Linked DNA regions of Homo sapiens: region 2 is linked to region 1. A link is a loop called in an ENCODE intact Hi-C map of the cell type or tissue named here. Cell type or tissue: IMR-90. All regions are shown on one strand. Each heading gives the region's core, and the rest is flanking DNA. Links, peaks and the distances in the headings are about the cores only. Region 1 holds the start of LOC101928368 (a long non-coding RNA gene). Region 2 overlaps KCNJ6 (potassium inwardly rectifying channel subfamily J member 6).

What was found. A loop is a pair of places that touch in the nucleus more often than their neighbours do. Peaks named below come from ENCODE experiments on the same cell type or tissue, not always from the same donor. Only the 100,000 strongest peaks of a DNase experiment are listed, where the experiment ranks them.
Region 2: it touches region 1 in a loop (3.0-fold over the local background); 2 of 110 quality-filtered maps call a loop at or near these places.

What each region holds. Positions count from the first base shown.
Region 1 is chr21:37,750,267-37,765,065 of GRCh38, reverse strand. All of the region lies in intron 2 of KCNJ6 (potassium inwardly rectifying channel subfamily J member 6), which reads left to right. LOC101928368 (a long non-coding RNA gene) reads right to left here and starts at 13,529. Exons shown (of 4, transcript XR_244309.5): 1 at 13,450-13,529; 2 at 10,366-10,496; 3 at 6,864-6,920; 4 at 4,554-5,760. RefSeq lists an enhancer at 8,865-9,712. In IMR-90, for the core only: a CTCF peak has its summit at 5,909 (motif pointing left); a DNase peak (open chromatin) is centred at 5,895; H3K27me3 peaks cover 2,107 bases.
Region 2 is chr21:37,872,392-37,887,190 of GRCh38, reverse strand. The region is part of intron 1 of KCNJ6 (potassium inwardly rectifying channel subfamily J member 6); the gene reads left to right. Among named protein-coding and RNA genes, the nearest start is that of KCNJ6, 37 kb to the left of the region's middle. In IMR-90, for the core only: no CTCF peak of the experiment used is centred there; DNase peaks (open chromatin) are centred at 8,040 and 9,800; H3K27me3 peaks cover 334 bases.

The DNA.
Region 1 (14,799 bases), core at 2,201-10,200:
ATATAATTTAATTTTGAAAATAGCCTTATTTAACAACCAGCTTATAAAATTCCTGAAAATTTAACAATTGGCTCTCATAGGCCAGTACAGCTGATTCCAGCACAACACTGCTTCACCCCCTGAGAAGGAAGGTTTGGCTTGGAAGTGAAATATTTGCGGTGCCTCTTGGCCTGCATCTTAGAGCAAGGCTTCTGGCTGGTTTGCCTGACTTGCATCTCCCCCATCAACCACCCTCAATTCTCCCCTCAGTTGCAGCAGTTTCTGAAAGCACTTTCAAAGCACTGTAAGATCACGGGATGACCAAACACCCATTCAACCTTAAAAATACAACTGACTGCAGACTGCCTGGAAACTCATTTTGGAAAGCACCATCAAAAAGTAAATTTCTGGCCAAGCTCGGTGGCTTACACCTGTAATCCCGGCACTTGGGAGGCTGAGGTGGGTGGATCACCTGAGGTCAGGAGTTCAAGACCAGCCTGGCCAACATGGCAAAACCCTGGCTCTACTAAAAATACAAAAATTAGCTAGGCATGGTGGCGCACGCCTGTAATCTCAGCTCCTCAGGAGGCTGAGACAGGAGAATCGCTTGAACCCAAGAGGCAGAGGTTGCAGTGAGCTAAGATTGTGCCACTGCACTCCAGCCTGGGCAGCAGAGCAAAACTGTCTTAAAAAAAAAAAAAAAGTAAATATCTTCAAATTTTTCTTCCAATCATCCCAAGCTGAAGTCTCTCTCTTACTTTGTCCCCTCCATCTGTCATGCTTCCTAAATACTCTGCTGATGGCTCACACCTTTCCGTTTTCTCAGCTTATTACTTTGGAAGGAGAAAGTCCCTTCAAACCAGCTGCTTCTCCATTCATTTCCATGACTAGGTACCTCTTGCATTACCAGACCCTCAATCTCACTCACCATAGTCCAAGAAAGGCATAGCAGCGACTGTCAGTTTCCATAGGTGGTATTTCATCTATGACTCACCTGCATGTTAAACACAAATGTGTTATAATAATTCACTTTGTCAAATCAGGGACTTGGTTCTACTCCTAGACAAACATGGCCTTTGAGTATGTAGATATGTGAGATGAGTCAGGGGTAAAACAAAGGTTTTTGTTTTATTTTATTATACTTTAAGTTCTAGGGTACATGTGCACAACATGCAGGTTTGTTACATATGAACATACATGTTCCATGTTGGTGTGCTGCACCCATTAACTTGTCATTTACATTAGGTTTATCTCCTAATGCTATCCCTTCCCCCTCCCCCCACATTCTGAGCAAACTATCGCAAGGACAGAAAACCAAACACAGCATGTTCTCACTCATAGGTGGGAATTGAACAATGAGAACACTTGCACACAGGGTGGGGAACATCACACACAAAGGTTTTTAAACAAGAGAAAAACAGCCATGTATCTAGAACACATGGCTCAAACACTTCCTGTTTGGGAAGGGCATTGTCCAGATACCAGAAGCACAGGGTGAGGCACACAGTCACTGAGAGGGCCAGCTGTCACTCAGTAATCCCACTCAGTGGGCAGGAAAGTCTCAGGAGCAGGCCCTACAGGACTTCATGACACACAGAGCCACCTGCCCTTAGCTTGCCCAAGCCACATCAAGGCGGGGGTGGGGAAGGGCCGAGCTCTGTGGCTCCTCTAGGATCAGGAGCAGGAAGTAAGAGAGGAGAAAGGAAGACGAGGTGATGGTGTTGTCCCAGCTGTTCAGGGAATCACCTCCTTACCACGAGAAGACAGATCATCGCATCCACCAAAAATTCCACCCTTGCCTTCAAGTCCTGGGTGGGGTGAGAAGGTGTCTGCAGGCCCCCCCTACAAGCAGGCTGCCATCCAGCGTGGGACAAGGTGGGAGCTGCTGCAGGGTCTGGCCCCAGGAAAGGCACACAGCTGGGAGCGGGTGGTGACTTGCCTTGTACTCTCCCAGAAACTTTGGAAAATTCCTCCTCACATGCCATCATCAGATGCCCAAATCAGTGGGTCCTGATGAATCTGGATTTCTCGGGAGCCCGGGCAGTCACTGGTGGCTGCGTGTCATTTAGACAGCCCTGTTTTCATCTGCTTGTGTTCACTCCAGTAGCATCTGTGTGAAGAAAGATTTCCCCGGCTGAATCAAGATTGGAACATCGTTATTCTCAGTCGCTGATTCTTACCCCCGGGCTGCCCATTAGGAACAGCTGGGGCGTGTTGCAGACAGGCCCATGCCAGGCCCTACTTCCAGAGGCTGGGATTTCATTGGCTTGGAGTGGGGCTCAGGCACTGGAATCTTTAAAACCTCCCCAGGGGATCGTCATGTGTAAGCTGGCCTGGGAGCCACAGCTGATCAGCAATCATCACACAGCGCAGCGCCACAGGTCACCGAATGGCCCAGCCTCCCCAGCAGAAGGCCCATGTCATCGTGGTGAGCCCACTCGAATGTCCTCAGAGGAGGCACACAGCTGTGGGCGTTGGTAACATACAAGAGTTGACCTCAACAGGGTCCCCATTGCCTCTTATTCAGGCTGCCGAAAAAAGAAACGGGCTCTGCTTCCAGCAAACTTGGCAGGCAGTTCCACATGGCCAGCACCTGTGGATTTCTTCCTGTGGCTCCTGCCCAGCCAGCCCATCAGCCTTGGCCTCAAGACCTGTGGACCACGTGGTTTTTAAAAATTTCTAATGACGAGCAGGAAGCCTCTCACCTGTTCATCCACATCCCTTACTCTAAAGGGCTGTAACTTAGATGAGCTGCTCTCCATGGGCTGAGCGTCTACATCCACCCCAAAGAAGCCACTGGAGTGTGGCTTTGGAAGGAGCCATCTGTGCTGGATGCTAAGTGCGGGGACACCCAAACACTCCTCAGGGAGCCAGAGGAGTGGGTTCAGATGGGCCTGGCCTGTCTACTAATGAGAAAGGAAGAGGATATTTGGTGTTCTTATCTGGTCAAGACCCCAGCATCAGGTAGCTCAGAGGATAGGTGCAATCCTGCACACACACTGGGGAATTTATGAGCAGCAAACAGCTGACAGACACCCCTGTCCTTCTGGAGCTAAAAGACTCCTGGCCCGCCCTAAACCAGATCAGCAACTCCTCTTTATTCCTAATTAAATCGTTGCAGGCATTCCTCACCACCCTCCTCCCTGGACCTTATCAGGGTCTGGGGCAAAAGGTGTGGAAAGTGTAGCACAGTGAGCATGGGTTGCAGGTGCAAAAGTGAGTGCATGAACATGCACCGCACACAGACACGCACAGAGACACCACACGACACACAACACTATACACAACATATGCACACATACCACACACACACTACATACACACAACACATACACACATACCACACACACGACACACACCACACACACAAATATACACATGCACTACATACAACACACACGCAAATATACACACAAACTACATACAACACACAAATATACACACACAACACAACACACAACACATACACAAATACTACATACACACAACACACACAAATATACACACACACTACATACACACAACACATACACACATACCACACACACGACACACACCACACACACAAATATACACATGCACTACATACACACAACACACACGCAAATATACACACAAACTACATACACACAACACACACAAATATACACACACAACACAACACACACACCACATACACAAATATACACACACACTACATACAACACACACAAATATACACACACACTACATACAACACACAAATATACACACACTAATACACACAAGACACACAGCACATACACAGACACCACTCTACACACATTACACTACCACACACAACACACATATACCACATATGGCACACACCACACACACAGACATGCACACACACACACAATACATACACACACATCGCACACACATGCACACACAACACACATACAGCACACACACCACACATACCACACGTACACCACATACAGCACATAGCACACACACACGCAACACCACCATTGGCCCTTACTCTAAGGGGCGTCCCCTGGCAAGGCTTCCCTGCCCAGTTTCCCTAGCCTGGAACCCAGATGCCTAGGACCCACAAAGTGCATCTTTCTTCTGGCTCTTCCCTGACCTGCCTGGCTTTGTCTCATCCACATGTGCCTCTCTGAGCTCAGCACACTCAGCCCAAGACCGTCTGGCCCTCCCCTCTTGACCCAGGCCTAAGACAGTTCCCCACCCCGCCTCCAGAATGTATGTTGAAGAGAAGGGAGAACAGTCCTTCATTCCCAGCCCAGGTGAGACAGGAGGAACCTGAGCCTTTCTCTATCCCAGGCCTCCCATCCTAGGTGAGGTGCCAGGAGACCACACCACATCTGAGAGGCATTTTCTTGCATCCCAAAACATAGGGATAAAAGGAAAAAGGCAGGTTCTTAAGCATGAGACACTCGCCTGAAGTTCCAGTCAGACCCAGGAGCAAGGGTACTGGCTCGTGACAGCTGGATGGCTGGTGGTCAGGCAGGACTCTGCACCCCTGCCCTGTGTGGAGCACCAAGCTGTCAGAAGCCTCACGCTGTTGGACTTACATCTGTCTGGGGAGGGAAAGATCCTGTGCCTGCCCACCACCTAATCGGGGCTTCACAGGAAAAATGACACTGTTTGAGATGGTGCCTTGTTTGGAGGGAGGTTGTAGTACAGGGCTCAGGGGTGTGGACTCTGGAATCAGACTGCCTCTGTCCAAATTCTGACTCTGTGTGGCCTTAGGTGAGCCGTGTAAATTCTCTGTGGCTCAGTTTCCTTGTCCATGAAATGAGGAATCATAGCATTTCAACATTTATATTAATCCTCCATTGCTACCTAATATGCCAAAACATAGTGGCTTAAAGTAGCAGGAGACATTATTCTTGCAGCTTCTGTGGGTCAGGAATTCAGGACCAGCTTGGCTGGGCAGGTCGGGACCAGGACTTATTCTCTTGTAGGTTCCATCTGATGTTGGCTGGGTCTGCAGTTATCTGAAGGCTCGACTGGGCTGAGTCAACTTCTAAAGCAGCTCGTAGCCGTGGCTGGCGAGTTGGTGCTGCCTGTGGGTGAGAGGCATTCGTTCCTTCTGACATGGGCCTCTGGGTAGGACTGCTTGAGTGTCATCACGATGTAGCATCTGGCTGCCCCTGGGGAGAGCAGTCCAAAAGACAGCAGGCCAGCCAGCAGCTGTCCTTTCGTGACCCAGCCCAGAAGTCCTAACAGCACCTCTTCTGCCATGTTCTCATCTGCAGAACGGGATCACTAAGTCCAGCCCACACTCAAAAGGAGAGGAATGACACTCTGCCTTTGGAAGGAAGGAGTGTCTAAGAATTAAGAACATATTTTAAAACCATCGCAGTGTGGTTGGACAGGTGAACACGCAGATAAAATGGTTCCAGGATGATATAGATGCCAGGAAAGGAAGAGAAGGTTCTATGGAGAAGACCAACAGTGCTACTTAGACAGGATGACTTGTGAGGCTTCCTCAAGGACAAGACCCAGGGGACAATGGGAAGCCAGTGATGGGGATGGCGGGGATGAGCGTGCCAGGCAGATGGAGTGGCAAGCTTGGCGGCACAGGGAGGAGCAAGACCCTGCGGGGTTGTGAGAACACCTTTGCGGTCAGGGTGCCTGCAGCCCAGTGAGAAAGGTGCTGCTGTAACAGGGATGGAGAGGCCGCGTTTCAGCTCTTCCTGGTCTCACTCTTCCCTCCAGCTGTATGACCAAGCCCTCAAACATTCTGCCGTTCAGTGCAGTCCCGCCATTCATTTCACAGTGGTGTGTCTGGGAACAAGAAGAGGAGGGTGAGGCACCCAGAGAAACCTCAAAGCGCAAGGGAAAGACAGAGGCCCTGTGGCAGAGCTGGCGAGAGTAGGACAGAGATGCAGCCCGGACAAATTAGCCTTCCCAGCCAGGACCGCCCCTGCCACCTGGGGGACAGGAAGCTGAACTGCGAGCTGATCTCCTCCCCAGCCTCAAACATGGAACAGTCACCACTCAGCTGAGCCTCAGATAGGGGCCAGGAGGCTGTCAAGAGGAGGACTTAAAAGCAATGGCCTTGGGGGTCAGACTGAGGGCAACTCTTGCAACCCATGTGAGCAGGGCTGAGCCATGTGATCTCTAATCCTCAGTTTCCTCGCCTGTAAAATATCTAAGGCCGGGAAGGCACGGTGGCGCACACCTGTAATCCCAGCACTTTGGGAGGCCAAGGCAGGAGGATCACTGGAGCTCAGGAGTTCAAGACCAGCCTGGGAAACACAGCAAGCTCTCATCTCTACAAAAAAACAAAAAAGTAGGCAGGCATGGTGGCATGTACCTGTGGTCCTGGGAGGCTGAGGCAGGAGGATCACTTAATCCCAAGAGGGTCAAGGTTGCAGTGAGCTATCACGGCACCACTGCACTGCAGCCTGGGCAACATAGCCAGACCCTGTCTCAAAAAAAAAATCTCTATTGCTTACTCCTATGTCTGTACAATCCCTTACTTGGCTTATTTGTACTAGAGCCAGTTCCTCTGGCTCATAAGAGTTGACGGGTAGATATTCAGGAATCCTGTGAATGGTCGATAATCTTGAAATCCGCAGTGGTAAAAGCAATTCACATCATGGCAATCAGCAAACACTACAAATGAGGGATTAATTTTTCTGGACACTTGGTTTACCAGCTTACCACTGTGGATACTCCCATCTTAAGAATGGAAGGAGGAGGTGATATTTACAGCACCTGGCGCAGGGTAACTTCTCCCAAAATAACTGCTATTATTCTACACACACTCCCACCAATGCAAATACGATGATCCCAGAACACCTTTTGAGTCTAAAGATAATAAAGTTACAGGACCCTAGAGAACCCACACACCATCAGCCTCACAGACATCTGCAGACACCCACCTCCGTGGTGACTCTGCCCCGTCACTCCCACTGTCTTAATCGCTCAAGGATTCATGCCTAGGAGCACAAAGAGGAAAGTCAACTGGAGCTGGACCCCTGAAAATTAGGTGAAGCCTCTCCCCCTCCACTAAACCAGGCCCAGGGTCTCCTCCCTCACCATCCCCACACCCTCAACCCACCCAGTGACACCCTGAAACCTAATGCCAGGAAGCCATTCGCAGGAGGTGGGTGAATGCAGGGACACCTGCTGGAAACCTGATCTCATTCTAAGATTTGACATTGTGAGGCCTTTCTGTTGTTGTATTAATTAGGAATCATTTGCTAAGGAAAGCATTTTGTGGGAATTGGATTTCAAGTCAGAACCTGGGCTCGAGCCAGCCAGTGACTAGGCGTGTGGCCTCATGCAAGTCAAAATGGTGTTCTCTTCTCCGTAATAGGGAATGATTGCTTTGGCAACAAATGAGATCAGCACACTGTGAGGGAGTGCTCACTCCGGGCTGGAACCATCATGCTGTGAGGGAGTACTCTCTCCAGGCTGGAATCTGTGAGGGAGAGCTCACTCCGGGCTGGAATCATCACACTGTGAGGGAGTGCTCACTCCGGGCTGGAATCTGTGAGGGAGTGCTCACTTGGGCTGGAACCATCATGCTGTGAGGGAGTGCTCACTCCAGGCTGGAATCATCACACTGTGAGGGAGTGCTCACTCCAGGCTGGAATCATCACGCTGTGAGGGAGAGCTCACTCCGGGCTGGAATCATCACACTGTGAGAGAGTGCTCACTCTGGGCTGGAATCATCACACTGTGAGGGAGAGCACACTCCAGGCTGGAATCATCACACTGTGAGGGAGTGCTCACTCCGGGCTGGAATCAGTGAAGGAGTGCTCACTTAGGCTGGAAACATCATAGCTGTGAGGGAGTGCTCACTCCAGGCTGGAATCATCACACTGTGAGGGAGTGCTCACTCCAGGCTGGAATCATCACACTGTGAGAGACAGCTCACCAAGGCTGGTACCATCACACTGTGAGGGAGTGCTCACTCCAAGCTGGATTCTGTGAGGGAGTGCTCACTCCAGGCTGGAATCATCACGCTGTGAGGGAGTGCTCACTCCGGGCTGGAATCATCACACTGTGAGAGAGTGCTCACTCTGGGCTGGACTCATCACACTATGAGGGAGTGCTCACTCCAGGCTCGAATCTTTGAGGGAGTGCTCACTTGGGCTGGAACCATCATGCTGTGAGGGAGTGCTCACTCTGGGCTGGAATCTGTGAGGGAGTGCTCACTCCAGGCTGGAATCATCACGCTGTGAGGGAGTGCTCACTCCGGGCTGGAATCATCACACTGTGAGAGAGTGCTCACTCTGGGCTGGAATCATCACACTGTGAGGGAGTGCTCACTCCGGGCTGGAATCTGTGAGGGAGTGCTCACTTGGGCTGGAACCATCATGCTGTGAGGGAGTGCTCACTCCGGGCTTGAATCTGTGAGGGAGTGCTCACTCCAGGCTGGAATCATCACGCTGTGAGGGAGTGCTCACTCCAGGCTGGAATCATCACGCTGTGAGGGAGTGCTCACTCTGGGCTGGAATCATCACACTGTGAGGGAGTGCTCACTCCAGGCTGGACACTCCACTCGGTGCTTCACAGGGTTCACAGTTGCAAAGCAGGAATGCAGTGTGAATGCTGGGGCCAGGGTGGAGACCAGCATAGCGGGGAGATGTCAGTGCTGCCTAAGGGTTGGACCCCTCACCCAGACTGCGCCTCTGTTTCCACGCACGTCCCCTGCCTTCTCCCAGGCCCCCACGCCAGCCCTGCTCCCACCACCCATTCTCTGACCGTGGGGTCTGTGGCCCACACTGTCTTCAATGGGTGGTTCCTGCTCTCCAGGTTTATCATAAAGGAATATCCAGGCATTTGTTTCTGACATGGAATGAATGGTCATCTGTGGTATTATTTCTTTTATTTGCATCAGTTTTCCTACTTTTGTTGGTTTTTAATGAAGGTCCAGCACAGGTCCTAAAGGAGCCACAGACACTGAATCAAGGGCTAGGAGCTTGGCGGGCAGGGAAATCCCACACAACCCTTGTGCCAGCCTCCAAGTGGATGCCACCAGCCCTGCTTTACAAACGAGGGTGCTGTGTCAGCGTCCATCCATCCACAGAACCTGGAAGAGCTTTCATCCAAAAGCATCTAGAGGAAGCTAACCCATTTGGTGTTGATTTTTCTTCTCAAGCTCTGAGCATTTCGAGCCACCGAATAAAGACTTCACAAAGTGCCTGCATTCCGCATTTAGCACTCACACAGCATGGGGCTCTCCAGAAGTCAGTGGCTCCACCAAAGGCCAAGGTGCAGTGTGAGATGTGCTTGGGGAAAGGGGCAGCCTCCACTCTGCTTGGCACAGCTCCTGCTGCCTGTACCGCACCCTCGTATCCATCCTTCTCACCCGGAGGCTGGCCCATGGTAGCACCCACCTCACCCCTTCATGGCTTCTCATGATAGGGTCAGGAGCTCAAGGCAACTCAGCCATGCTCCCTTGCTGGCTAAACACAGAGAGAGGACACCTTTTCTGTTCCCTCAATTACAAATACTTAAATCATGGATAATCCAGGCTCCTCTCTTCCTTCAGTTGCCCCTCATGGCAAAGCACACACAGATTTGTTTCCCTCAACTAGTCTGCCTATTTTCAAGACTAGCTGTTCTCTCCTGCCTTTCTTTTTGGGTTTTAGTTTTGTTTTGGTTTTGACTTTGAATTCCAGATGAAACACTCTCAGGTAACATTTGAAGATTTGCAGGACTTAGGATAACAAAGAAAGTCTCAGGAAAGAGCCTTCTATCCCAGGGGCATAGCTTTTTCTTGCCTTCTTTGAAAGCTTTTGCATGTGTGTTTGTGTAGTTGTTTTTTTCTTTTTTTTTCTTTTTTCATTTTGCCACTGAACATAGATGTCCCAGAAATAGACAACCAGAAGCTATAAAAGTCAGCCAAGTTCCTTTTGATTCTATTTCTTCTTTATTGTAATTTCTGTTCCTTCCACGGTGCTAGAAAATTCTGTTTATCTTGACTCTGCATCCACTAAGACACTTGCAAACTTCTTTTCTAAGATTTAGAACTGGGTCTCGCTCGGGTCCTTAAGGAATTAAGACTTCTTTCTCAGGCCAGCTTCCAGAGCCTGTGTTTTATCATTGAACACATCCTGGAGTTGTCTAGAGTTTGTCATTTTGCTACCTATTGAGAAGCTCCACCCTTCAGGGACTTCCAGAAGCCCAGCAATACCTCTCCGGCTTTCTGTCCAGCTGCACTGCGGCTTAGCCTTGCTTACTCCTCAGCTCTGAGACGGTGCCTCAAGTCCTAGGAACAGCCCCCAAAAGGGAAACTAGCCACTCCTAATCTTAAAGGAAGAAATCCAGGCCTTTCTTCCACCATCACAAATATCTTAGGCAGGAAATGTACCGAAAGTGAGGACTAAAGCAAACCCAGCCAGGACACCTCACCCAACAGCAACATATTACCTCTCCTTTGTGCTGCAGTTCCTGTTTGCAAAAACCTTTCACGCTCATTAGCGTTGGAATCTCACGTGACCCTTCTTACAGGTAAGTCCATTGAGGCTCATGATGGCATTCAGTCCATTGTCCCGGATCAGCTAGAGCCACAGGAAATAAAGACACAGTACGTTTCTTCTTTCATTTTAAACCTTCACTTATTTCTGTAACCAAGTGACATTTGTGGGGTGTCTACTAAGTGTCAAACCCTAGAAAGACACATCAGTTCATACCACAGGCTTCAAGCTATCATATCCAACTCTGTGTTCTGCTAACAAACTATGGAGCTAGAAAAACCCTGATAAAAGCCCTTTCTCCTTATTCAGAAATCTCATGGTTTCTTAGAAAGTCGGTTGCATTTTGCTCAAGCAAGCGGCACTTGAGATTCACAGTACTTTGTCTCCTTGAGGTCTCAGAAGCCCTCCTTTCTGGGGAAGCCTCATTGTTCTAAAGATACCAGGGATGCAGCTTCCCCTAAAGATGGGCCTTCCTTCCCCTAAAGATGTCCTTCCTCTAGTAATGTGTGTTTCATTTGCCAAACCTGGAGAATGAGCTGGCAGGTGGCATCCAGGTTTAATTATTAGCTGGTTGCAGTATCTTATGTGTGGCCCAGGCCCCAGATGTCTTCAAAAATTCAAGAAAACTATCTGCAGGCATGTTGTCTTTGATTTCAGACCCCACAAGGAAGGCACCCCGTGCTCTAAAGAGTCAGGCAGCACATGCTCAAGGGCCCAGCCTTGTTCTCAATGTAATAGACCTAGCCAAGGAAAATGAGAGCATCCCATGGGAATGAAAGGCATAGTGTCCGATGTCTCAGAGACCAAGGAGTGTAGGGACTGGGACCTGCCCCCTGCCTTGAAAATCGGGAGGGTCCTGGTGATTCTTTTGAGTGTAGTCTCTTACTCAGCAAAGGCTCGCCTATAAAACATAACATTAGTGACAGCGTTCCCTCGATCTGCAGGTAACAGGCACTAACAAATATGAAAAGAAAAAGAGAACAGAGAGCCATCCAAATGCATGCTTTTTTAACCTTTTCGATTCCAAGTGGATGTTGACCTGCTATCTCCAGACTGCCCTTTGCACAGTAGGAGCAGAACCAGGCTAAGAGCGTCGTGTTCCTTGGTGGTTGCCAGGCAGCCTGCTGTCCGGCTCTCTAGATTCAGCTCTCCGTTTCTATTTTGTTTCTAAGGCTGGGATACGTTCTTGATGTGCGAACAGAACACTCTGCTGCCCTTTGCAATTTACGCCTGGTTGAAGTTTCTCACATCATAGCCTATCTTCATCAGAGATCTGTGTTTCCCAGGAAGAAACGCAGACATGCCTTCAAATGTGCTGATCCCAGGGCACTAGGGGACGTTCAGGATCACAGCTGGCCCCCAAGTCAGGAAATACCATCTGGGCCCTGTCCACTCACTCGGGTTGTTTGACAGGTTCAATCCGTGCTTCTGGTCACTCTAGGCATCCAGAAACCCCTGCAGATTTGCAGAGACCAGAGCTGCCTTTCTCAGCCCAGCTGCACACGCTGCAGGCATTTGCCACCCTGTGCACATGTCTGCAAGCACCTTTCCATGCGGCCGTCTCGCCCACCCTCAGCACTCAGTCCCCAGCTCCGAGGCCTTCCCTGTGTTCCCTGCCCAGCCCACCTTGCCCTCTTCACTTCTTACTCTTGGCAGCCCTTGTCTTTTCTCTCACTTTGGCTACTTAATATATAACACCTTGGACACCTGTGTGTGGATTTTTCTGGCTTTTCTAACTCCAGTATGAATCCCTTCCAGGGCAGGGGCAGAGCCTACAGTTTACAGAACCCCTTGGTTTCCCACAGCACACAGCATCCTACAGTCACAGGTCTTCCTTCTGTGTCATCCACACCAGCCTGGCTCTGGGACCCAAGAAGTGAAATTTGGGAATGAGGCTCCTCAGGGTTGCAGGAAGAACTAGGGGCTGCCTTGGGTCATGAGATTTGTTTGAATGTGTCTGGGGCCGCCTAGCCAGGATTCCTGGGAACTGAAGCCTCATTTGTCCCCAGGATTTATGAGCACGGTCACATTATGGTGACCCTGTGGCAGCGTGTCTGCCATGTGTGGGACCCAGCACCTCCCTCTCTATTCCTCTTTCTGCCTGCATTGTTTCTCCTCTCTTTCCCTCTCCTTAAAAGCTTCTGCTTAATGCCTTCCCTCTGTATTCCTCTCGGCTTTTGCTGCTGTTGGCTTCTCTATTTAGCTCATATTCAGACTTCCTGGGAGAGAAGGTTTGACTGGGTGATCCAGCCGCCATGTGTATAGAAATCTACTGGGCAGAGCTTCATGTCAGACCACCTCCTAGGATGCTGGTCAGCCTGTTGCAGCTACCTTTTTGGTCAGGTGTCCACCTCTGGTCCAACCAGCTGTGATCAGTGTAGCAGGGCCACTGGGGCTGAATCAAGGCAACTGATCCTGGAAAACCCCTCCAAAGCATGGCTGGCCCTGGTGCCCAAGGTCTCATGAGGACACAGAGCAGCCCGCCTTGACCTACAGTGCTTCTCCACCTCCCACTGGGTGAACGACAGATCCAAGATTCCTGAAGGCTCTTCTTTAGGTGACATAGCTATCAGTAGTCATCAAAGGCTGACTCAAATCTGCACAGTAACAAGATTCTGTACATTGTAGATAGCTTTCCATCACTGCCCATTCTTTAACTGTTCCTAATGCACTCTTCCAACTTAGCGTTTCATTAATCCAGTGGAAATGTCTTCCTTCTCTTTCATTCATTCATTCAAACAATCACTTATCAAGAATGCATTGAGGAATTATCATATGTCAGGCATCGTACTAGGGCCTGAGGACACACAGATCAAGAAAGCACAGCTTCTATCTTCAAAGACCCCGAGATAGGGTGAAGGAGCTTACACTACATTGGTTTGTGATGAGTTCATCATTCTCCCTTCTGGTAAGAGTGTGGGAATGTTGTGAAAGCTGGCACAATCATACATAGAAACTAAGTACAAAGTGCCCGGATCACTTTTGGTCAGGACCCTCCTGTGATACCATAAACATCACATTTAGAGGGGGAACTCACCCTCAGAGTTGGAGCATCCCGGGACAACTGAGTTTCTTACAGCCTCGCAGTCTGCTCATACTTCTCATGCCTCAGCAAGTACATTCCTCTAAACACAGGAATGTTGAACCTTGCACTTCATTCCCAGGGTGCTCTTACGTATGAGTGTGAAAATAGGCACATAATACTGATAACAATAAGCGTCCCACCTCCCGTTTGCTCTCCCTGGTCCCAGTGTTAGCACACAGAGGGATGGGAATGAGCCCATGCTCCTTAGCAGGTCAGCAGGTAACACTCTCCATGTTTTGCTACTAAAATGCTCAGCAGTCCAGGGCAGTGCATGCTACAGCCACATCGTGAATTATTTTAGGCATAAAATATTCCAGTGAGAGATTGGAAAATTAGCAGATTCTCATGAGATTAGGGGCAAAGGCTACTGCATTTCTCTCTCTGTGTGTGTGGCCCTCTCTTGCTTTCTCTTGGCCCTGCTTAAGCAAAAAAATAAAAATCAGTCCATTCCTTCAGCACCCTCAAAAATATTCCCTACTTCATTGTTTAGTGGTTTATTCAAAAAGACATCATGGAACTCAAATACATTTGAGATTCTCTCATTTCAGAGGCCTTGTAGTTTGTGTAGTAAATTTTGTTTACCTTAACATATAACAAAGGTTTTTTGAGTGTGTAACCAGATAGCAATTTCAGGTAGGCTCCCATTCTTACCAAGTTTTAGCTTCTAATAATAATATTGCATTTTTTATTATTATACTTTAAGTTGTGGGATACCTGCGCAGAACATGCAGGTTTGTTACATAGGTATACATGTGCCATGGTGGTTTGCTGCACCCATCAACCCGTCATCTACATTAGGTATTTCTCCTAATGCTCTCCCTCCCCTAGCCCCCCACCCTAGACAGGCCCTGGAGTGTGATGTTCCCCTCCCTGTGTCCCCATGTGTTCTCATTGTTCAACTCCCACTTATGAGAGAGAACATGTGGTGTTTGGTTTTCTGTTCCTGTGTTAGTTTGCTGAGGATGGTGGTTTCCAACTTCATCCATGTCCCTGCAAAGGACATGAACTTATCCTTTTTATGGCTGCATAGTATTCCATGGTGTATATCTGCCACATTTTCTTTATCCGGTCTATCATTGATGGGCGTTTAGGTTGGTTCCAAGTCTTTGCTGTTGTGAATAGTGCTGCAATAAATATGTGTGTGCATGTGTCTTTATAGTAGAATGATTTATAATCCTTTGGGTATATACCCAGTAATGGGATTGCTGGGTCAAATGGTATTTCTAGTTCTAGATCTTTGAGGAATCGCCACACTGTCTTCCACAATGGCTGAACTAATTTACACTGCCACCAACAGTGTAA
Region 2 (14,799 bases), core at 3,626-11,625, 120 kb before region 1:
CACTTTGGGAGCCTCCCACACAAGGGTGACTTGACCAAAGTTCTCAGCAGGGGATAACAGGATGCAGGAAACTCCTTGGTCACCAGGAGACCATAGCTGAGCTTCCCAAGCAGGCTCAGAAGCCTTCAGGCAGTGGTGAGGGTAGGAGAGGGAAGGAAGGGCTTTCTTCCTGGGAGTGGGGGTGGATGGCCCACACTACTGTCTGTCAGCCGGAACAGAGGATGAGTGAAATTTAGAAAAGAAAAAAAAAAAAAAAAACAAGGTTGGATCAGGTGGTGGGGGAAATAGTTGAATTTTAACTAATTAAATCAACATTCCCTGAGGGCTTTCTGTGTGTCAGCAAACTGCTAGGGGCTGGGGAAAAGATACCTGAAAGTCACGATTCCAGCCCTCAAAAAGTGGAAGCCAGAGGTTCTAGAAATGGCTCTGAAGCCAGAGTGACAGCTAGGCTTTGAAGGAGGCTGAAGAGTTGCAAAGTGAAAATGGAGAGGCAGCAGGCAGCTCTTCGTCTGTTAAGAGGGGTTCTCAATTTCAGCTTCCTTCAGCGGGCAAATCCAGAGACTTAATCGTAGGTTATACTTAAAAGTAGCCTATATGCGTGATGCCTTATTAAAAGTGCCTTTAGCTACCTCTATTTTTAGAGTATATTAATCATGTTACCTTTTGATTTGAAATTGGGACAGGTTAGCTCTAATTACATGAGATTCTTTAAGGAGCTTGGAAAGACCCAGGATGATCCATCCCCAAACCCAAATTATTAACTCTGTTTTCTTACTTTCGGGGAAAAGCTACTGGTCCATGGCAGCAAGGACCTGCAGGTGGTGCCCAGGTGTCTGGCTGTCACCAGGCAACACTGAGAAACCAAGGGTGTCTCAGTAAGAGTGAGCAGCTGCATACTCTAGTCCAGCATTAAACATGACCCAGGCCTCTGGTGCAGAGTTAGGTTAACTTGGAGCTCTGATAACAAAAGATCAAGAGTTGGGTTTTTAAAAAATATAAGCTTTCCCCTACCCCCAATTTTTTGGAGAGCTGTGGTTAACAGGCTAGGAATTTTGGCAGCAGGTAGCAAAAAGAGTCTTGAGAAGTGGAGGATCCTCATTCTTTCCAGCCCACTCTGCTCTGGGAGAATGTCTGTTGGATCCGTAATAAGCAAATCGTGTCATTTTATCCACCAAGAGATAACAGCCTTCCCAGGACTCCTTGGTGCAATTCATGAGCCTGGTGATGCCATGTGTTAATAAATTATAAAGGAAAATAACCTCGAGAAAGGCAAGTTTGGAGGGCAGAAGGCATGCAGTAGTCATCTACTGCTGCATAACAAGTGACTGCAAACTTAGCATCTTGCAGTACCATCCATTGATCATCTCACAGCTTCCAGATGTCAGAAGTGCAGGCTTGGCTGGGCTTTGCCCAAGGCTGAAATCAAGGTGTTAGCAGGGCTGCATTCATTCCTGGGTCCTCTTGCAAACTCACGTGGCTGTTGGCAGAATTCAATTCCTTGAGGCTGCAGGACTGAGATTCCCATTCTTGTGGCTGTCAGGTGGAGACTGTGCTCCCCTCCTGGGACTGCTGTCTCAGTGCCTCACCACGTGTCCCCTCCATGTGGGCTTGCATGCTTTGAATCCCTCTCATGTTTCAAATCTCTCTTGCAAGGAAGAATGGGGTCACTTTGAAGTGCTCAGGTCTGCCCCCACAGGATCATCTCCCTCTCTTAAAGTCAATTCATTGGGAATCTTAATTGTATCTCTTCTTCTCAGAAGTCTCTGTTTAGCATTTGATTGGATAATTGGGAGCAGGTGTGTGTCCCCCAAGCAGCAAGGATCTTGGGGGCCACCTTTGAATTCTGCCTACCATAAGACACAAGCACCTGTGTCCATGTCTTCCAGGCTTTGGGGCAATACTGACAAAGGTGGCTGTGTCAGACCCTTTCCTCTGCTCCCCACCACTGTACCTCCCCCAAGAGGACCCCATGAGCCCTGCTATGTGATGAAGTGGCCTTTCCTAGGAAATGATTTTCAGTTCAGAATTAATTCTAACCTGTTTCTTCACCAAGCACTCAGGGTGCAGTCAATCCAGGGATAGGATGGACAGAATGAGATAGGACTGGCTAGACAGATGGATCCCAACACAGGGAACCATCTACAGTGCTCAGAAAGCATGGCAGAGAAATAACAGCCATAAGTGCTGAGATAAAAGGAAGAAGATTTCTCTGAGAACAAGAAGCTCTAGACCAGCATTGAAGGCAAAGGAGGCAGAAAACTGCAGCAGAAGGTTGAGAAGCAGGAGGGCAGGTAGTCATTTATAATTAATGCCCTCCATTATTTTATTCTGACTGTAGAAGTGAGACGCACATTATTTAGGACCCATAAGTAGCCTAGCTTGGTTTAAGCAGTGGGTTCCTGCAGGCCACAGCTCTCAGCCCAGTGTCTGCCCCTCTTCCTGACCCAGTGGTCCTAGGTCCCTGGGGATGAGAGCCAGGTGACTCTACTTATAAAGATATTCTGAGATAAAGATAGAAGGGTAGGTTGGGGGCAGATAGACTATGGAACTCTGAGTTTTTGTGAAATTTGACTTTTACTTTGGGGCTTTGGGCAGGCCTGAAAGTTTTCTGAGTAAATGGTAACTTGGGGTAGCAGAAGGCAATGTGGCTTCTGGGGAAGGTTAACCCAGCAACAGGGTAGACAATGGAGTAGCAGTTTTTAAAAGACTACAGATGCGGGCAGAGAGATGATGCTCCCTGGAAGGCTGTGATGGAAACAGAAAGGAGGCAGGAAGCTGAGATGCAGAGAGAAGCTGGAAAGGAGGAGTGAGGGAGACGAGGGTCTCAGTCGTGGTAGCCCGCCAGCCCAGCAAGCATGACCATGAACTTGAGAGGAACAAGGTGAACACCTGTGCCTCCCTCTAAGCTGCAGAAGGCACTGCCATTGCTGCGCTACTTGATGCATTCTTAAGTGAGATGGATGTGAGGTGCGGAAATGCATCCATAGAGCCCTGACGACACACCTGGCTTATAGGCCCAGACATACTAGAGAATCAAGAATCCTGACATGCAGTTCCCCGAGTAGAAAGATTTCTACACGAGCAAAGTAGTAAGGTGACTTCATTGCTTTAGACTTTTTAAACAGATGCCAACCTTCTGGAACACTTTTCAGGAGACACATAGACTTACCACAGATGCATCCCATGATGAAGAACAGGTGAGTGGACGAGCATTCATGCCTCTGTGGATTGCAGCTCAGCTTCTGGCAAACAGGCAGCTTCCTTGAACACCAGTCCTCTGGGGTCACCAACCTGGAAAGCCAACAGGGGCTCACTTATTTCTTAGCCCCTGCAAACATTAAAGGTTTATACCTACCAAGGGATTCAAAATGCTTAACTGTCAAGCATCACTAAGAGTCAATCTGACAATTTCAAATCTGAAAGGAATCTGAACAATTTTGAACACAGTTGTCCAAGTTCCAGAGTAGTGACATGACTTTCCAAGCACTAAACAATCAGAAAGTGACAGAATGAGGATTCAGACCCGTGCCTGTCTGGTTCTGAAGCCCGGGACTTTGGGAGCAGGGAAACTTCAAATGCATTTACATAAGCCTTCCCCCAGGCAGAGAAGCCAAGACGGTGCCCGCCGCCTGGCACCTGGAAACACAGCCATGTCCCACCTGGCACTAGGTGCTTGGTCAAGCAAGACCATCAGATGACAAGCTCCCCAGTAACATGAAGCATGCATGCTAGTGACAACTCATTCATTTAGGCAGGGGCTCAATCCTGCTGGGGCTAAAAGGGGTAATCTGTAGGGGTCTGCAGGCTCTATTCCAGGGCCACAAGACCACTTGTTTTTGTAAGGCTTGAGCTAAGAATGGCTTTTACATTTTTAAAAGGTTGGGGAGAAAATAAAACTATTACAGAGACTACATGGGACTTGCAAAGAGTAAAATACTTAATAGCTGGCCCTTTCTAGAAAAGAGTTTATCAACTCCTAGATTCTGGGGCAAGCCTACATTTTCAGCAAAAACTGCCAAAGGCATAAGGAGGTGAAGCAACTCCCAGGTTACCCAACTACTTGGAGACAGAGCTGGGAGCTAGACTTCAGGTCTCTTATTTCTACTATCTAGAGTGAAGGCCTGCACCGGCGTAAAAGCGCGTGAATACACATGCACATACAGACCCACATATGCATACAAACACACAGGCACATGAGCATACACACATGCATCCACACACATGCACTATCACTCATGAGTGCACACACACACACAAATGTGCATGCCCACTTGTTTGCACACAACACACTCACGCACACACAAGCCCTATGACTATGGAATAATATTGCTGCCTTTTCTTTGTGTCCTATGAAACATTCCATGCATGAAGGCAGTTTGCAAACTCTAAAGTGCCTGTAAGGCAGAGACTGTTTTTATTTTTGTCGAGCTTAAGTCGATTTAGTAGCAATAGGATGCTGGGCATGGCAAATGCACTAAAAGTGCCCGTGGTGACTGGCCTGCTGTGTCCCTGCCTGCCTCCCACCACAGTTGGAGCTTGTCCATTCTCACAAGCCTTACCTCTTGCTGTTTTCTATAAACCATGAGGAATTTGGCCAAAGTGAAGAAACATAGTTATACCTGTCTGCCTTCTTCCATTAATGGGTGACCCTGCAAGAGGAAAGGCTGGGGGCGAAGGGCTGGTATTTGCTGCGTGTAAGTGGCACATAAAGGAGCATTGAAGAGTGCAATAAATCCATGCCCAGTCATGCAGTGGTTTCCTGATGCCACCTGCCCATGTGCTGTAGTTTTCATCGCCCTCTGTGGATAAGGTTTATGAAACTAAACTTTAATAGAGCAGCCCCATCTCCCCAGCACTTCTGTTACCAAGAAACCCAAGCCTGTTGTGTGGATTCTGAGCACACATATTGATTGTATACCCAGCACGCTCATCTGTCAACCCAAGGCTACAACCCCCTCCTGCTCACACTGCTTTGGAAACAGGACAGAAAAACCATCCTGGGCACACAGTAGAGAATTAAAAAGGAAGAAAATGCTTATGGAGTGAACCCACATAAAACTGTAGAAGTGGAGGGTCTGGGAGCTTCTAACTGAATTCTCACCTCCATAGGAATCCCACTTGTAACAACCTTAAGGTGAAAACTGCCAGCCCCTGCTTGGATGCTTCCAAAGACAGGGCACTTGCTACCTAACACAGAAGCCCTATAATGTTTAAGCAGCTTTAGCTGTGAGACCCCCAAGTCTCTGGTCACAAATTTCCTCCTGTTGGTCTTAGCACTGCCCTATTTACTGTCCACCTGAAGGCAACTGTCAGGACCCAGCTGTCCTTTTGTCTACAGACTGCTGTAGACTGAATGTTCATGTCCCCACAAGGTTTATATGATGAAGCCCTAACCCCCAGCGTGGTGGCATTTGGAGATGAGAACTTTGGGAGGTATTTAGGATTAGATAAGGTAATGAAGGTGGGGCCCATCATGAGGGCAATAGGATAGGTGGTCTTAGAAGACGAGGAAGAAGAGGTGGAGACTCATACTTGTAATCCCGGCACTTTGGAAGGTCAACATGGGAGGCTCCCTTGTGCCCAGGAGTTGGAGATTATAGTGAGCTGTGATCGTGCCACTGAACTCCAGCATGAGCAAGATGCTGTCTCAAAACAACAATAACAACAACAACAAAAGAAGCAGAGGAAGAGCACTTTCTCTCTCTCTCTCTCTCTCTCTCCATGCAGAGAGGAAAGGCCAAGTGAAGATATAGCAAGAGGTCTGCCCATCTATAGGCTAGGAAAGGAGCCCTTACCAGGAACTGACCCCTGCCAACAGTTCATCTTAGAGTTCCCAGCCTCCAGAGCTGTGAGAAATAAATGTCTGTTGTTTCAACCATCCAGTCAATTGTATTTTGTTATGGTAGCCCGAGATGACTAAGACACAGACTAAATATATTTACTTTCTACAACTTTCTCCACATCAGAATCCCGGAGCTTTCCACTCCTGACTGCCTTCCTTTGGGTGCATCCCAGCTTGTGCTAGGCTCAGCCCCTGATACAGAAAATAGGCTCAATAAATATTTAGTGAACCCCTGAAAAAAAAGCACAGAGGGAAGGTTGCCTGCCTGCCTCCAGACTCTCCACGTCTGCATCAGCTCAAGTTGTCATGGGCAGTCTTGACTTGAGTTGCCTTGCCCTTCTGCCTCTTCTGTGCCCTTTGAGCTTTTCTTGTCAGATTTTAATTTTCAGATCCTCCCATCCCTCCTGAGCCATCTCTATCCATGGGCTCTTATCCACATGTTCTCTGAATTCTTTTGAAGTTTGCCTTCTGACAACCTAGAGCAGGGTTCTCATCTGTTTTCCTTGGAGGATGAGATTCGTGAGTTGTCAATAGGTCTTCCACTAAAAAGACTCTGATGTCAAGCCAGCTTGGGAAATATGCTTCACGCCTGGAAAGCCCTGGATAAAAACACTTACTTTGTTGATCCCAAAATTTCCTAAATGTATTCCTGAGGAAGTCCTTTGTTATGGCCCATCTATTAACCTTTGAAGGGCGGTAACAGAAAATGCAATAACAGAAAATGCAAAGCCGTCTGATTAACCCTTGCTTGACTGTGCACTTCCTTCTTCCTCCCTCACTCTTGGGAATCCCATTTTCTGAGGCTCCCATCCCTGCCGTTTTATCAATCAGGACTTCTTTGTTTGGGGATCTTACAGAGGAGCATTCCCCACTTCCCTCCTTCACTTGAGTGGGAAGAAGATAGTGAGTTTGGCCCATAGCCCTGGCATGGCCCATGCCCTTTGTAGATGCGAGAGTCTGAGTTTCCCCCAAACCAGGACTAAATTCCAATGTTTCTCTGCAGAGGTGAGAGGTGGTGTACAATGTGCTTGACAAAAGCTGTTGTGACTCCTTTTTTCCTGGACAATGCACATTTTGTTCTTTTTTGAGACGGAGTCTTGCTGTGTCACCCAGGTGCAATCTCGGATCACTGCAACCTCTCCCTCCTGGGTTCAAGCAATTCTCCTGCCTCAGTCTCCCGAGTAACTGGGATTATAGGTGCCTGCCACCTGTAATTATCAATCATACTCGGCTAATTTTTTTTTTTTTGTATTTTTAGAGCCGGGTTTCACCATGTTGGCCAGGCTGGTCTCGACTTCCTGACCTCAAATGATCCACCTGCCTCAGCTTCCCAAAGTGCTGGGATTACAGTGTGAGCCACCATGCCCAGCCAACATTTCATCCATTTGAAATAAGAAATTAGGTGTAAATTTCTATAAAAACCTATAGGTGAGTCAAAGGGTTTTTTTACTTCCGTTTTGGACCCTATAGAAAATAACAGGCCACCTTCAAATCCAAGATTCTTTTTGGAAAATATTTTTATCCAACCTGGAACCATCTCTCCTCCCAATCCGACATGCATGTCTCTCTCTCTGTCTCTCTCTCTCTCTGTCACACACACACACACACACACACACACACACACACACACACACTTCATTTCAAGGCAGACATTGAGTTTTTCCTGATACCTGGCAAGTTCCATAATTTTACTTTGTCTGTAACCCTAGAAACAAACAGGACCCAGTCTTCAGCCGGGGAAGAGAGCAATGTTATTTTGGGCAAATAGGCCTTCCTCTGTACCTGGACATGATCTCGGATGAACTGAGGCACAGTGAACTTAGTGTAGTCCTGGATATCACTCACGCAGGGATGGAGCTGGGAGTAGCCAGTATAGGTCATAGCCAACCCCCTTACCACTCTGCCCACTGAGCTGCCTTTTTCCAGTGCAGAGAAGCCTCATAATCACAAGTTTAGTGCTGGAGCATCACTAGGAATCCAGTGGGAGCATACGTGCTGCAGGGGGTCCAGTAAATGCAACCCACCTTTGTTCTGGAGGCATTTCACACCACCTTTCCCTGTCCTCAGAGTCAATTTCAGCTAACATCCTGACCTGTACAAATTCTCTATGGAGTTAGTCATAAACCTGCCATGGCCCTATCTAGACACTGAGCAATTTGGGGGAAGGGAATATGTCTCATGCATGACCACTCCCATTACTCAGTACTCAGCTCACTACTGTACTTGGCACCTAGCCAGATCATAGCAAGATCACCGTCTGTTGCATTGACTTGCTGTTGAGGATAGATTCCTATGGTCTTTCTCAATCATCTCCTTTACAAACCTCCCTGAAGAGCCATATGCAGGCGTGAATGATGATCAATACACGGTCCCTGCCCTCAAGAAGGTCACAGTCTAGTACTGGATTCAGGCATACGCACAAATAATTGTGAAACTCTGTGGTGTTGGTCTATCAGGAACATCACACGGGATCGCCATTTTCACAGCAAGCATGTGACAAGGCAGACAGCCTTCCAGTGGGGGTGAGTGCTGGTCGTCACATGCCCCTGTCCCCCTCCCACATACCGCTCTACCTTTCCCTCCCGGACCCTCTTTCCCCACCCAGCCCCACCTGTATTTTTCCCTTTGTGATTCAGTGGTAGACATAGTATGTTAGACACATTTGGTACCTTGATCAAATTTCAACCGGGCAAAAAGAAGCGCATGCTTGGAGCACACAAGTTTCCTACTTTCTGGTGCTGGTAAGGCCTCATGCTAAGCTCTTCCATCTTTCATGCCAGTCCTGGTTTCTTGCCATAGGGCTGGGCTGGACTTGGTAACAGGAGGCTGGTAGACCTGCAAGCCTGCTGGAAGGGCAGGCTGGCCCACCACAGGGATGCCTAGAAAGCAGTTGCTGTGCTGAGCTGGTTTCACTACTTGCCTAACTCAGAACACTGCTAAGCAAATCATTGCAATTCTGCAAAGCTATTTGCTTAGAATTTCAATTCACAGTTTAGGGAAAGAGGTTGAATATGAGGATATTGATAAAAAATACTTATTATCTCTGTTCCTCTCTAAAGAAGGTAATTCTTTAAAAAAAAAAAATCCCACAAATGCAGCAGTAGTCACAATGGGATATGACATTACAACTCCATGCTCAGGAATAATTCAATTATGCTTGAAGATTACTTATTTTGAAACTAGCATTTTACTGTGTTTTCTCCCTCAAACCTTGGTTGTTCAAAGCTCAGTGCTTATTGTTTCCACCGTGCAGATTGATAGAGGACAGAAACTCACAAAAAGAGCTGTCTCTAAATGAAACCATTTAGTCATCCATTCCTATGGAGTGTACTCTCAGAATTAAGTCATTTCTTTGACATACACTTTCTTTAAGAAAAGTCTTATGATGCCTTTTCTTTCTCTTGAATTTTCTCTTCTCCAACTTGTGCTTTATCTTGCAAAATGTCAAATAAATTAAGTGTATGAACTTCCGGCATGCGCCAGAAAAAGAGACAGACAATATACACCCACTTTTGTTCTGAAACCTGGTATTCTATTAAGTTCCAACTAAAACAATGGAGTGTTCAAATCCACAGTCCCAGGAAATCAGCCTCTGGAGAGGAAGAAGTGAGAGGGACAAGTGTCCTCAAAGGCCACCTGTGGCCGATCCGACTGTAGGTGGGGAAATACACGTTGAGCAGCAGTATTTCTGTTCTGCCTTCCATAAGGAAGAGCCAACTTAGCCTGCAGGTCTAAATCTCGGTGGCCTGTTAGCCTAGCCAAGATTTAATGTCATTTACTCCACATTAGGTTTGATGCATTAACAGAATATTCCAGCTCTTTTCCTTTTATTTGGAAAGCAACTTGTTCATCTGGATTTTATACTTGACACTCAAGTTTTTCTGTTTGAGGGAAGAAGCATCTCACAGATCAGTGATTCTTTCCCTCTGCACATCCTGCAGAGAGCTGTTTCAACATCATTAGATAAAAACTGCAGGAATGTTCTCATGCGGTCAGTTTTCCTACCAACTGTTGACCTGTGTATTTCATGGTAGAAACTGCAGATAATACCTTTGGCAGGGAAGAATGGTACTGCTGTTTTAGACTTTCAGAGTTATCAGGAGAGACCTGGGGAGAAAAGGTGAGAGGGTGGATTTTTATTTTATCACTGTGATTAAATCAGAGTTTGCTATTTCCCCAATTAGGCGTTGGTGGGTTTGCCTTTTTTAACTTAATCCCACCATTCTGGGTTCACTATAGCACATGCAAATAGTGTTTCAATGACATCCAGGTACAAAAAACTTGTAAAACCATTCGACATCAACTCAAGGGCAGGGCACTTTGGAACATGACTCATAGTAATAAAAATGTTAAGTTTATTCTGACTTGGACCCCACAAGAAAAACTAAATAGTGAAGCTACAGATATTTACAGGGGACTCTTCACTCTTTGAGCACTGGCAGTCCATGATTTTTTGGGTGGTTGAAGCAAGCTTGCCTCAGGTCTTGCCTCAGGTTTAATGTTGCTTCTACTTCAAAGTATGTGATTTCATGTATTACATTATCCCCACAGCCCCTCTGAACTTGGACTTGGCCAACTTGTCCAATTGTTGCTGGGTTTTCCAGCCTGTCTACATGGATCCACCCACGTATGTTTCATAGTGAGCCTGTTTGTTCAACTCTCAACCTAAAGACATGCAATGCTGTAAATGAGGTGTTTAATTTATATATATATTTCATATATACATATATAACATAAATTTGTTTTGTATATAAAATATACTTTGAAAAAAGGACAGAACATATATGCACTGATATCATTATTTTGGGTGATTTTAATTGTCTTCTTTAGGCTTTTTCTTATTTTTTCAAATGTCCTGGGATAAGTAATGACTATGATGATGCAAAAATGAATGTTATTTGTAATAGGAAAGCATGGATAGTAAAAATATTAAAAATATAACTCTTTGAGGACGGCTTCTCTAGGGATCAGACTACCTGGATTTGAATCCTGGCTCTCTTTTTTGTTAATTGGGTGACTTTTGGCAAGTTACTTAACCCCTGAAACCGTCAGTTAGCTCATCTGTAAAATGGGAATATTATGGGTGTCTGTCCCAAAGTGTCTGGTGAGTGTGAAATGAGACGGCCCGGTCCAGTGTGTACCTTAGAGCCTGGCACAGCCTGTGCCCAGACACAGGCCTGCCACCAAGGCAGTTGCACAGGACCCCATGCTCAGAAGGCCCCATGCTTGATTTAATGCTCTGCCATCATTGTCTTGAAATTTGTAACAATTTTTGCACAAAGGGCCCTGCATTTTTGTTTTACACTAGGCCCCACAAATTATATAGCTGGTTCTGAGCCCATTAAATGTTGGCTAATACTATCGATGGTCCCCATTGATTCTTCATTATTTCAAAGCTCAACACAGAGTCAAAACTTGCAGATCTTTACAAATTACTTTTCAACTTTATAAGCCACCCTCCAACGCTGTTAGAGCCCTGAATTATTTAGTACTAAAAGAATAAATGAGGGGCTGAGAGGCCCACCGGAGGTGTTCCTTGTATGGAAACACCTGCAGACTAGCACAAGAGTTCCATTTTCTGGAGGCCGGGTTTGTGGGCACTGATAGTCACTGACCCTGAGATGGCTGCTGTGGAAAAGGCCATGGTTTTCCTTCTACCTTCTGAGCCTGGTTCAAAGAGAAAATTACTTTTAAGTTTCACATAAGTATTGAAGTGTGAGGCCAGCAATAAGGGAAAATCGAAACAGTAAGCTGTTTGCAGCTGCACATCCTGCAGCAGCTTCAGAAGCATAAAACCACCAGCAATTAAACCCCGAGGAACCCTAGGGTAGAAGCCAGGAGCCTCCTGTGACCTGGCCCCCAGGAAGATTAGCGCCCTGGCTGCTCACTCTGTCCCCACCTCTGGCTCTCCAGGTTGGCTTGGGGTCAAAAAGCACTGGGAAGAAGGGGGAGGAGGAAGCAGGATGGGCGAGCTTGGCATTTTGAATTCATAGGAAAGGTGGAGGCTCCCCGCTAAGCACTGTGCTGGGGAGAGAGGGAATAGGCCAACTGTGGTTCAAGTCCTGGAAGGCTTCTGCTTTTCAATTCTTTTTTAAAATAAGATTTTTTTATTTTACAAAAATAATGCCTGTTTGTTGGGGAGAATTATAATTCACTCTGGAAGGGGATAACTGTGTTCCAGAGAGAGCTCCACCAGCCTTGCACATTCATTTCTAGAATCACTTATGGCTGAGGGCAGGGGAGGAGCATGTGTCCCCATGAGACAGCCCTGCTCTCAGGACCTCGCCAATCGTCGGAAACAGACTGCTGGGCATAGAGTGACTCTGGCTTTGTTGAGAGAAAGAGGTTTGGAGCAGAACTGCCAGAATCTGACTTATGTTTTGAAAGGACTACCGTGGCTTGCTGTGCTGAGAATAGTTTTGCAGGGCACAGCAGTGGACACAGAGAGGCCAGTCAGGTCATTGCAGAGATGGTGGCTTGGGTCAGGAGGGTGGCAGTGGTGGAGGTGGAGCCGTGCTTGGATTGTGAATGTGTTTAAAGGGCTTTCTAAGAGATCGAATGTGAACTGTCACAGAAAAGGGACAGACATAGTGACTCTAAGGTTGAGGCCTGAGCAAATGGAAGAAGGCATTGTCACCCTCCCATCATTCCTCCCAGTGTTCATCAGAGAGCCCTGAGGACAGCTGAGTGTAGGCGTGGGTGTGGCTGAGTGGGACAGTGAATAATTTGTTCATCTTTCTATCCTTAGACCCTACAGAGTGGGTTCATCAGAAAGACTTTTGAATGCATAAATACTTATAATTTGGGATAAATTAAATGACATTAAATCCAGACTAGTATCAAAGTTCAGTTTTGGTCAGGTGAATTTTGAGATATTTATTAGACATCCAAATGGAGAAGTCAAGCTGTCAGTCTGTTATATGAGTCTGGAGTTCAAGGGCTGGAGATAATAAATCTGGCCACTGGGTATTGAAAATGAGAATGAGGATAGAGAAGAGAACATGTCCTAGTGAGCCCTGGGGCATCCCAAATAGTGAGAAACCAGCAAAGAAAAGGAAAAAGAAAAGAGGAGTTGGTGAGAGACCAAGTGAAAGTGACGTTTCAAGGGGGAGGGATGATCAGGTGTGGCCTGCGGCTGATGGGCCAGCAAGACAGGCCTCCTCCCCCAGTGATGACATCCATTGGGCTGGGTGCTACTGCGGGCCCAGACAGGAGCAGCTTCCAGGGAGCAGGGAAGGGAGAGGGTGAACCCCTGATTAGGATGAGTTTAAGAGAGATGGAGGCAGAGGAAATGGGAAAAGCAAGTATGGCCGAGTTTTCTAAGGAGTTCTGCTGTGAAAGTGAGCAGAGAAATGGAGATAGAAGTTGAAGAGGGAGTGGAGATAAGACGCAGTTTTCTTTGCAGGGTGGAGTGGTAACAGCTGATGGGAAGGACTGGAAAAATGCTGAGGAATGAGGTAAATGCTGAGCAATGCTGTCCAGTAGAGGGCAAAAGGGAGGGATAAAAGGTACAAGTGGAAGCGTGGATAGATGTGATCTGGTAGTTTGTGGATGTTCCCTTGTAATGGTGACAGATTTCTTGGTGAAGGTGGAAGCTGTGTCTTCAGCTAAGAGTGAGGATGGGGAGAAGATGCTGGAGGTTTAAGAAGAGAGAACAGGGAGAGTGAGAAAGTCAATAATTTGCTCATATTTCTATTTCTAGTCCTACATAGTGGGTTCTAAAAAAGGCTTTTCAGTGCAGAAACACTTATAGATTAGGGTCAATGAAAAGACACCAAGCCTAGACGAGTATGCACACTGCTAGCAATGCTCAGCTAGTTGTGGTTGGTGTGTTTAGAGAGCTGGTTTAAGAGATCAGGTCAATGGACGGTTAGGTACACTGACTGCACTAGTCTGCCTGGCCTCAATCCAGTTATCCCCATTGGCCACCAGTGATGAGATCTTTGGAAAAGTTATTCACCTGGTTTAGTCTCAGTTTTCTCCTCTGTAAACTAACACCAATAATGGTATCTGCCCATAGAGTCACTGTGAGGATTTACTGCAAGGATTCGCGTAACGTGCTTGGCATGTGGTAAGCTGGAATCAATGACAGCCATCGTCGGCAGTCTCAGTGTTATGATATTAATAAGAAACGACTGCAGCGCATGCATGGCTGGGATGGTGATGTTGTGCTGGGTGAGCCTGGCAAGTAATGATTAGTCGTCACTGTGTTCCAGAGTCTCACCTTCAGCCCAGCAGGAGAAACAGCTAGGCTTTGTCAAGGGCCTTGACATTATTAGTCTGTTCTCAACGTTGCTATGAAGAAATACCTGAGACTGGGTAATTTATAAAGGAATGAGGTATAATTGACTGACAGTTCCACATGGCTGGGGAGGCCTCAGGAAACTTACAATCATGGTGGAAGGCACCTCTTCACAGTTCGGCAAGAGAGAGAATGAGTGACAGCAGGGGAAATGTCAGATGCTCATAAAACCAGCAGATCTCATAAGAACACACTATCATGAGAACAGCATGGGGGAAACTGACCCCATGGTTCAATTACCTCCGACCAGTTCCCTCCCATGACATGTGAGGATTATGGGGATTACAATTCAAGATGAGATTCGGGTGGGGACACAGTCAAACCATATCAGGCCTATAGAGAGTATTGATCTTGGAGGCGCAGATTCACATGAACTAAACTCACAGAAGACTGATACATAAACCACAAAGCCAACTTAGGAAACATCACTATTGGGAGAAAAATTGATTGAGGGAGCAAAGTTATGATCAGAAGGTTGGGCAAAGAGCCTTGGGAGTGCAGTTAGGTGAAGCAAATGAGTGTTATTAAGCCATGATCATCAGTCACCTATTCCTCCTGTAGGCTGCACCTCCTGGGTGCACTGAAAACTTCCTGTTGGTGGCCAAGGTGCCCCATTCCCTAACTAATGCCGGTGACACAGAGGAAGCCTTGCCCT